Linked DNA regions of Mus musculus: region 2 is linked to region 1. A link is a loop called in an ENCODE intact Hi-C map of the cell type or tissue named here. Cell type or tissue: heart. All regions are shown on one strand.

Region 1 (5,000 bases):
GTTTAGACTTGGGATTTCAGATTTTCTCAAAACTTAATGTTCATGGATCTGATAAAATAAACTGGAATTTCTGCACTTGTATCCTTCATGACATAATTAACATAGTATGTCCTTTTAAAAATTATTTCATACAAAAACTTTTACAAAAACAGTTTCAAAGAATTTTGCAACATACTCTGAAGGGCTATGACCAAGAGTCTCTTGGGTTCTGTAATTAATTTCTAGATTTTTCCTTTAACCATATTTAACTTCATGATTATTCAGGCCACAATAATGCATTTCATTCACGGCATATATTAAGATATGACATCAACTGCTTCACTGAAACTGAGGAACATTACAGGTCAGTGCTTCTCTAAACAAGCATTCAATAACCCATCCGTGAAAGGACAGGAAGGGCATTTCCTGTAAAATGTTGTTCTCAGTGGAGCTATGTGGTTCTCGTTGACCTATTGCTTCCTTTCCAGGCACACAGGAACAGTCTTAACAATTCATTGTAAAAAACGTTTCTCAGAGTTTAGGTTAAAGTCATAAGTTTAAGAACTGACCTTTTAAGTCAGTTTGAACAGTGATGTATGTCTCACCATTGGTCCTCTAACAGTGAGCAGAAACCATCAATTTATCAGTCTGTTGATATTGTCAGCATCTGGAATGAAATGCTTCAGGTCTTGAATAGTGGGACGTGCCATTAGCTCTGAAAATGTGCTCCACAAGAATTTTATCTTGGCTTATTATTCTGTCTTAGCCTCACGTGATTGCCTTCAGTAAGAAAAGGTTTCTGTAATAGTTTTTGTTTCCGGGGTTGGGAGATGACTCAGTAGTTAGAAGTATTTACTGTTCTAGAGGACCCAGGTTCAGTTCCCACAACCACATTGGGTGGCTCACAACTGCCTGTAACTCCAGTTCCAGGAGACCGTGGCTTTCAATGGCACCTGCACTCACATGGTACCCATAAACCTGTATAGGCACATACAGAAAAACAATAAAGTACATGATAAATCTATTTTAAAACAACATTTTCTTGTTAGCCTTTCCCCCCCTGTGTTGAATAGTTTTCTTTTCATATAATTTTAGAGTTTTTATGAGAAGAGATTACATTTATCTCAGCTGATAACTTAGGCCTTTTAAATAGAAAGTCTTTGAAAAATGGATTGAGCCAGATTTTATTTTAACAATAGCCTATAAAGCATGTGAATGGGGTGTGTGTGAGAGAGGGAGAGAGACATCAGTATTAACTTGGTCTTTGTCTATCCAGTGTACACTGAGTATCTAAAATGTCATTTGTATAATATGTAGACTGAGGTACCACCCATTTGTAAGACTGAAGGTAGAAAACAATCCTTGGGCTATATTTGGAATAAATAACAAGCCTTAAAACTTGCAATCTGGATCTAACTTAGATAAGCAAATTTTATTTCATTCGCTATCATTACTTGGCAAGATCCACCAAACGAAGTCCGTTGGGTTCAAGTGGAGAAGGGTGATAATGAGTGAGTCAGAGCCAGAGAAGGCCAGATGGAGGATGAGAAAACACTTGTGCATGGCTCTGGGACCAAGTCAAAAGGAGGTAATTGGGAAGTTAGGCATCACTAATGATGTGATTCTCCTGACCACAAATGTTACTTGGGAACATGCTGCCTTGCCTGCTGGCATCAGCCTAGCTTCACTAAAGTAAGGCTGGAGGTGGACACTGGAAAGGTGAGAAAAGAGGCAAAGCCCTCCTCACCCTTGCTTTCAGCTGAGCCAGTACTATGTGGATCCACTATTCTGCTCTGAACCCATGCCAAGCCCTTAGAGTAAAAGCTACAGGCCAGTTTTACTTGTAAGCATGAGGGTTTCAAATAATGAAAATCTATTCCAGAATAGTCTATCTGTAGACATTTAGAGACCTAAGATTAAAGTTAGAAACAAGGAGAGGAATTTCTGTGGAGAAGAGTGTTTAAAATTGGTATTTTCTAACCAGCTACAAGAGATAAATTCTAGATATTTTTTTTCCTCTCAGTGGGCTTTCTTGTGGCATGGGGAAGGCTACAATGTCAGCGGCATGATAGAGATACAAATTAAGATTCTGGAAATCATTTGCTATTCAAGAGCTATTGTCTTTCCAAAAATGAACATAGACCTTCTGGGCTTTTTTTTTTTTTAATCACATATCCAGACTGCAAATAAAGAATGATAAATAGAGTTCTATTATAATCGGTGATTCCATCAATTTTTTATTTGAATTCTGCTGAGACAAATGTAACCATAGACCAGCATAAAAAGAGTTAATTATGACACTAAGCAGTGTTACTTATACCGATACATAGACTCATACTTATTGGTGTTCTAGAGGGTGACTGCTAACAAAACTGCAGACACAGAACCATGGTATGTGTGACCAGATCTGCTGTGGCCATCCATAGCAAAAGGAAAATGAGCACTCCTCTTTCTTTCCTATTGGATTTCTTTATCCAGCTCTATGGGTTCCAGAGCTAAGGTTGCTTTTCCTGATGTGAGCCTAGCAACTTGCTTTTCAGTTCTGCCCAGGAAAATGCTAGCAGGCGAGAATGCTCTGTTGGCCGCCCACCTCAGAGTCCCTCAAAGAGGGCACCGTGAGAAAGCATTCCACATTAAGCAAATGTACATTTCTGCAATCGTGACGAAAAGCACTTGAATCCAACCATCTACCCTCTGCTCCAGCTGATAGAAAAGAATGCAGGGAACTCTGGGAGTTTAAGTGGCTTTGGCAGGAGAGGAAACAGCTGTGATGTTGTCAAGGGTTGTCTGTGGGAGCCGTACCAGCTGCTGACAGTATCAAGAGTGCCCAGAAATAGGGAAGGCGCCTCTGGTTAAAGCAGCTAGGTCCAGGAAGTGAACTCTTGACCCCATGTGAGGCATCCAGCTTTCATGGACTCCGTCCTGTCATTCTTCAGAATGGATATCTCCTTTAGAACCAGAGAATGGGATGTTTAAATTTTGAACTGTTTGACTTCTAAAACAGAAATGTGTTTACATAGATGCAACCAGAAAGAGTGGGAGGTAAAAAAAGGAGCTTCGAAATCATGACAAGGAATGTTCCAGTATATCTTAGATATGCTCCAGAGTTAGCCATGAGAAGGTTGTTTTTCTGTACCAAAGGCTTTCAGAGCTCTTTGAAGCTCCTTATCCCATTACTATGCCCTGTGCTCATCCATCCAATTCAGCACCCTCCCACTATCTCTTGTCTGGCCTCTCCTCTGCAGCTTCTTCACCAGGCCTGCCCTTGCCAAAATAACTCTGCACCTTGACCTATGCCATCTACTTCAAGACCTTTTCAATCTTAGCTGCTGGCTGAGCAGAATCAAGTGACCTCATTTATTTTGAGGTATGATGACCTGGGAATTCTGAATATGATAGTTCTCTCAAGGGTGAGCACATTTTAATAGAAGATCATTCTTCATCCAAATGAACGCATCTCTAATAGTAAAATTTATTTTCTCTATGAACTAGAGCCTCTTCCCTAGCACACCTCATGTCATTTGCCATTTGCTTCTCCTGTCATTCTCTATCTCTATCTCTATCTCTATCTCTATCTCTATCTCTATCTCTATCTCTATCTCTGTCTCTCTGTCTGTCTGTCTGTGTGTCTGCCTGCCTGCCTGCCTGTCTGTCTGTCTCCTCCCACACATGCACACAGGAAAACCTAGTGACATGGTTAAAAAGGAACTAATTAATCTAATTAGAAAAGGATGATAGCTGTCCCTTAAGAGCCACAGTAAGAAAGAAACCATTTCCATGAGTCTCTATAGAAGATTAACCCATTGCCCAATGGAAATCCTGGCTTCTATCATCCAGGTTTTATCATAAATTTGTGGTTTAGAAGCAATCCATGATAAGGATTTAAAATGCTCATTAATTATGCAAGCATTATGGATACCAAATAATAGATATTCTGAAAATTATGTATTGTGATAATCAGCATTGACCTTCAGTTTTCAGCTATGAGATCCTTGTGGTCTCATCTCCTGGCTGTAAATATTTCATGCATATATAGCATCTAATAAATGATTTTGTTTAGAGTAGGCAATTAACAAACATTTTATGTAAACAATGGATATAATTTCAGGATTCATTTTATTTTAATTTCTTTGTTTCTCTTTAGAATACAAAGTATGAAACCAAGGGAAGCTGTCTTTTAAGTGCTTGTGTAAAAAGACTAATGCCCTAATTTTTCATAAGCAAGTATAGTCAGCTGATGTAGAAAGTGTTTACGGTGACCACTGTAAAGAAGTTTTGTGTTGAGTACTGGGCAGCATAAGAAGAATGAAGTATTTGTATAGCTATTTTGCTTCTTAACTGGATCAGAAAGCTCAAGGTCACAGAGCTATCTTCCTGTAGAGGCCAAGCTGTGTTAAAGGACCACAAAACAAGTGGCTGATGGTAGATATTTCTGAAGGCAATGCCCTGGAATGCAGATCCCCGGCTAGGAATATGCCGTAAGGCCAAAGGCACTGCATACACTTCTCGATGATTGTAAGGGAGTTCCCTCGGCTGGAAATCGATGGAGGCTTTAGATACTTGGTCTAATGGCTGCTTCCTTTTGAGTTGAATAGGCCATTAGCTACTCTCAAAGATCTGAAATGGTGAGGGAGCTTACCAATTGAGTGCTCTGCTGCCAGGTTCAAGTTGAAAGATGAAAAGGAAACAGGCCCATAGGCTGAGCATGGAATGGGGGGGGTGTAATATAGAAAAGTCTACCCACTCACACAGCCACCACCCAACATTGTATCTGATTCTTCATAAGAATATGAGAAGAATCTCTCCAGTCGCCAATCTATTTGATTTGAAAACTCTTAGTACTGGAATTTTCCTGTACTCTCTCTCTCTCTCTCTCTCTCTCTCTCTCTCTCTCTCTCTCTCTCTGTGTGTGTGTGTGTGTGTGTGTATGTGTGTGTAGACTTGCCCGGGCTTATGCATACACGTACATGCCAGAGGCTGACTTTGGAACTGGTCTTTTTCTATCGTTCTTCACACTGTTT
Region 2 (5,000 bases), 57 kb after region 1:
ACAGCTACAGTGTAATTACATGTGATAAATAAATTAAAAAAAAAAAAAAGAACAAATCAAGCCCGTGGGGTTTTACTTCAGTGTTTCTTAAGAGCAGTTTAAAGTTCGAGCTCTTATGGGTGAGCATTTAATCCATCTTGAGTGGGGATTTTTGCACACATGACTTGAATTGGGAAACTACACTCTTCTTTTTTATGTGGGTATTTGATTTCCCCAGAATTACTTAAAATCTTTCAGAAAAATCACTTAACCATAAAGGGGAGGCTTTCATACAGTCAAAGTATCTATTGAATTTGGAAGAAATTGCCTATGGTGAAGCCCAGCACCATGTGCAGTGATTTACAACAATAACGAAATATCAGTTTAATAAACAACATATTTGCCTACAAATCAACAATATGAGTTATAAAATAAGCTACTTCAGGTCTTCTTTTTCCTTAGGTCAACATTTATTTAAACCAGAGGTTGCAAACTAACCCTCAGACCAGATGCATATGCTATAAATAAGTTTTGTTTATTTAACCCAACCATGACCATTTGTTTCAGCTTGTCTGTGACTGCTTCAGGGTAATTATGATATAGAGCATAAACCTAAGAATCTAAATTAGTCCTAGCTGGTCTCTTAAGAATTTGTACCAAATACTATTCTAATCATATCAATAACTCTTTTGTGGTATTTTATTTTATGAGATTAAGCCTTCATTTTATGCTGGTGGCCATCTTTTAGTTTCCTGTAAAAATTATCTTCAGTTTGGTAATGTGTTAATGAGAACAAAACATTCACTTTATTGGTCTATTTCATAGTCAACTCTTCTGAAATAAAGTATATAGTAAAGTAAGAATTAACTGTCTGGAAATCAATATGGACTTGTGCATTTGTTGTTATTAAAGATACTCCATCCAATGGAAGCTAAACACGTTTGAATATTTGTCAATAGATACCAGGGACAATTATTTACAACTGACTATCTGAGACATGGCATTACTATGCCAAATACTTGTACCTGAAAAGTCAGGAAAACAGACAGCTATAGTTTGACTTTGCACAGTTGTGCATCTTTTATAAACTGACTCCTGGATTGAATTCATGATCCAAAAATAAAAGCTAAAAAGCTTCCGTTAGGGGAGCGGGGGAAACCGGGAAGTGTGTAGAGAAGGGAAACCATAATCAGGATATATGACAAATAAAATGAAAAAGGAGGACTTAAGAAGATGTGCATCATTAAATATTACACAGTGGCAACATTACACTATTACGATAGACATATTTTCATAGTTCACTTTTAAGTCCTTGAGATATTCATAAGTGTCATTTGTACCTTTATTTTTTGGTAGGTTCTCTTGAGTTTTCATGTGTTGTTGAGAATTAGCGTATAACTTTTCTTTTTTCTCTCCTAAAAATATTTCAAACCCAAATTTCAATTATTGTGAAAGCAGATATTAATATAGAGCCAGTCTCTGCTGTGTTGTCAGTACATATTGCTTTCTATACTGGGCACCATGAAGTTGTGCCAGGAATACTGCACACAGATCATCAGGGTGGACAAAGAAAGTTTAATGCCATCCCTACTGCAATAGAAGCTCTCCTTCCTGTGAATTGAAATAACTTTCTAAAATTGTGCCCCTTTAGCATTGAACCACAAGTTGCAGAATTACAGTGACCTGGCTATGGAAAGTCCTACCTGTCCTTCCCTTTATTTACTACTTAGCTTTTTCTGTCATCTTGAGTTCTAGAAAAGACCCTGCCTCAAATGCAGTATATCTCACATTGAATAACATTTCTTCAGGAAATGAGTTTCACAGACTTTCAGACAATTTTGAGGAAAACAAATGCTTCTTTGTTTTTTTAAATACAACTTTAGTGTTACAGTTACTTTTTACATCCATAAAGAGTTGCAAAGGCTTAAGTAGCCCCAGTTCCCTGCTCCACCACTATGTCAGTCTGGGTGAGATATTAGTTTACCTATTTACAGGTAGAAAGGCAGAGAGACCAAAAGGGAAGGCCAGATGGACTCTCTAGTCACTACACAGCTGAGGGGCCTGATGGGAAAGACAGGGCTTAGAGGAAGTACAGAAAAGCAGTTGCAGCCTGGCTGACTTGCTTCGATGTCCCCACAGGGCTAATTCTGTAAAATGTTTAGCACAGTGCTTGGTTCCCTCCACCCCCTACTAGAAATTGTTTCTAGGAATGAAAGAGTTGAATTTTGTATTACAGCTAAATGTTCTGCCATTATAGCAACATTTTTTCTGTTTTCAAAATGGCAAGTCTTTCCCCAACTGGATAAACCTCAGTACAAAGCTTCCTCCTCAGAGCCTTTAAGAGGTTTATTGTGTAGACAAAGCATGTGCTCTTCGCTGAGGGACTATGGGTTGTTAATCAGTGTTGAGCAAGGACTGTCATTTTCTTCAGTGGTGTAACAACTGATAAATTGCTCAAACTCTAGTACACAATCCCACTCGTGTTCACTCAGGCAACCATAATTAAACTCAGTAGATAAAAAAATAAAACATCTCATCAACGTAGAAGGAAGCTTGTTAGAAAGGGGAGTTTCAATGGGAGAGCAAAGGGGATGAGAGAGGGTAACATGGAATGAAAATGACCCAAATTCAGTATGTATGTGTATGAAATTGTCAAGAATAAAAGAAGAAAAAGGAGTGGATGTGTAAGGAGGTTGAAAGGATCTGGCAGGAGTTGCAGGAAGGCAAAGAATATCATCAAAATATATAGGATGAAAATTTTAATTAAAAAAAGAAGGAAGAAAGGAGAAAGGAAATGATAGGTCTCAATCCAAAGCTGACTGAGTGAAGTGTTGATGTCCAAGACAGGACAGATGAGTCAACATCAGTCGTCACTCATGCATGACAAAGTTTTCTCGTAACTCTCCCAAGTTAATAAGCAAAGGGCCAGTCTAACATACATTAAGATTCAGTTCCACGAGAGCAGAAATTTCTATTTTCTTCTTGCAGTTTACTTAGAATTTTGAAGGATATCTGGCTCATAAGAGGGGACAAATAAAGTATGTCTTAGGGGAATGACTGGACATTCACTGTAACCGAGTGAGTGGCAGTCCTATATGCTCACATCCTAGGAGAAAATACTACCACCAATGAACCTTTACAAACAGACAAGAAGAGCTCAGCCATAGCCTGCACAACAAGGCAGATCAAGTGTGGGAACAGGGAACCCAGATGCACAGCCCCACCAGGATGCTAGCCTCCACAATCTTGCCCACCTTGGCCTTTCAAATCAAGAGTCATTGTGGTGACAGGCTGGCTGGTGCTCATGTATGTCCTTTCTCATTTGGGATTTGGGACTCTTGGGGTTTTATTTTCACTTTTAGCTTCTTGGTGTCTGAAGCTGTTCTTCAGAAAACTGTATTCAGACATGACTCTTTCATCCGTATGCATTTTAGTTACCAACAGAGGAGGCAAATGGGTCACTTAAAATGAAACAATTCCATCCCTTTTAGTACACTGTAAACATAGCCCTAGCTTTAACTGTAATTGTAGTGTATGGGTGATGCTGTAATTATAATATTATGGTTGAGAACCTTCTCAATAGAAAACACTGAAGTTCATTGTGCACAGCTTAAGGTGCCCCCATGGTCCTCTTCAGTATAAACGAGCCTGATTAACCCATTGCAACAAAAGCATTGTAGGATGTTAATAATACAAGATCAAGGGCCAGAGTAAAATTACAGGGAATGTGTTGGCTTTAACTTTCCTGTGCTCCTCAAACCTTGCATAAAGGTCAAGTACAGAGCAGGGGAGCTTTGCTGACTTGAACAAAATCACAGGGAGAAACAAACTTGAAAGACCAGCTCCCTTACTGTTTTGCCCCTGCTCCTGGCAAAAGAACCTTGCATAAGTTGATGACATTCTGGCTTAAAGTTTGCTTCTCTGAATACAGTTTTCTTTGCTCTTCAAGAGACAGGTCCAGTAGCTCTAGGTGCTATAGTAATGCTTTTTGTCTGGGGTGTTTCAAATACTGGGTGCATTTGTCAGGTCATTGAAACATAAGCTAAAATGTGTACTTTAGATGATCTGACTATTTAAATAAAAAACAAAAGATCAAACAAAACAAAACAAAAAACCTAAAGACTGGAGATTTCCAGCAGCAACAACAACAAATTGTTTTGAAGTCAAAAGAGCATAGTCAGAGATTCTGGCCTGGAGAACTTGAGCAAAGGCATGTGCTAGTGGATACCTGCTTATTGTCAACAGGGGAATATTTGTGTTTTCATTGCATGTCAGGTGTGACAAAGACATATGCATACCTAACAAAGGATGGAGCAATCTGTGGATGGACTACAGCAGTCTGGAGTTTATTGCTACAGAGTTTCCTCCATATTATGTGTGGCTCCAAATGGTGAATCAGGTTGGCAGGGAATTTGGAACATGAAAACAAGTGTTAATGTTATTTTTTGAAGTAAAGTTGGTTATGGTCAGCCATTCAAAGAGTATGAATGTGCATTTATGGTTGTGGTATTAGCCATTCTAAGAGTATGAATGTGTGTTTATGTGTATTTTGGAGTATAAAGGAGGAAATAATTTCTTTCCTTGGCTTTCTCTTTATTCCTAAATTTTACTAGAGCCCCGTTTATCTCCCCCACATAAAGCCCCAAAACAAATTCCTCACCGTCCCTGTTAATATAGAAACATGAGATTTCATTTTCCCTACTATTTTACTCCCTTGTTCTGCTCTAAATGTACAAGGAAGAGACAAGGGAGGGGGAAGAAAAATGAAATAGAAATAGAAGTAGAAATATTTCTTGTACCTCGCTGGCAGCTTACATGACAACCACCTGAAGTTCGGTGGTTTCTCACTTCGTTTGTGGCATCCTCAACAAGCCAATGATCTGCAAAGTCAGCAGCCCTGAAGCTCCTGTCTCTCAAATTAACCAGCACCTGAACAGTAGCCTTTCCTATCTGAAAATGTCATAAAGCACACTCAGATATGTGAAAGATGAAGTCCTCCCAGAAACCTGACTAAATATCTA

Evidence for each region. Hi-C counts contacts between places; a loop is a spot of excess contacts. Peaks named below come from ENCODE experiments on the same cell type or tissue, not always from the same donor. Only the 100,000 strongest peaks of a DNase experiment are listed, where the experiment ranks them.
Region 2: a loop joins it to region 1, with 2.0 times the contacts of the local background. A loop is called at or near these places in 2 of 42 quality-filtered maps.

What each region holds. Positions count from the first base shown.
Region 1 is chr15:3,431,229-3,436,228 of GRCm38, reverse strand. The region is part of intron 2 of Ghr (growth hormone receptor); the gene reads left to right. Among named protein-coding and RNA genes, the nearest start is that of Ccdc152, 130 kb to the right of the region's middle. In heart, no CTCF peak of the experiment used is centred here; a DNase peak (open chromatin) is centred at 2,788; H3K4me3 peaks cover 304 bases; H3K27ac peaks cover 1,848 bases.
Region 2 is chr15:3,374,626-3,379,625 of GRCm38, reverse strand. The region is part of intron 3 of Ghr (growth hormone receptor); the gene reads left to right. The region is part of intron 4 of Gm41254 (a long non-coding RNA gene); the gene reads right to left. Among named protein-coding and RNA genes, the nearest start is that of Ccdc152, 74 kb to the right of the region's middle. In heart, no CTCF peak of the experiment used is centred here; no DNase peak of the experiment used is centred here.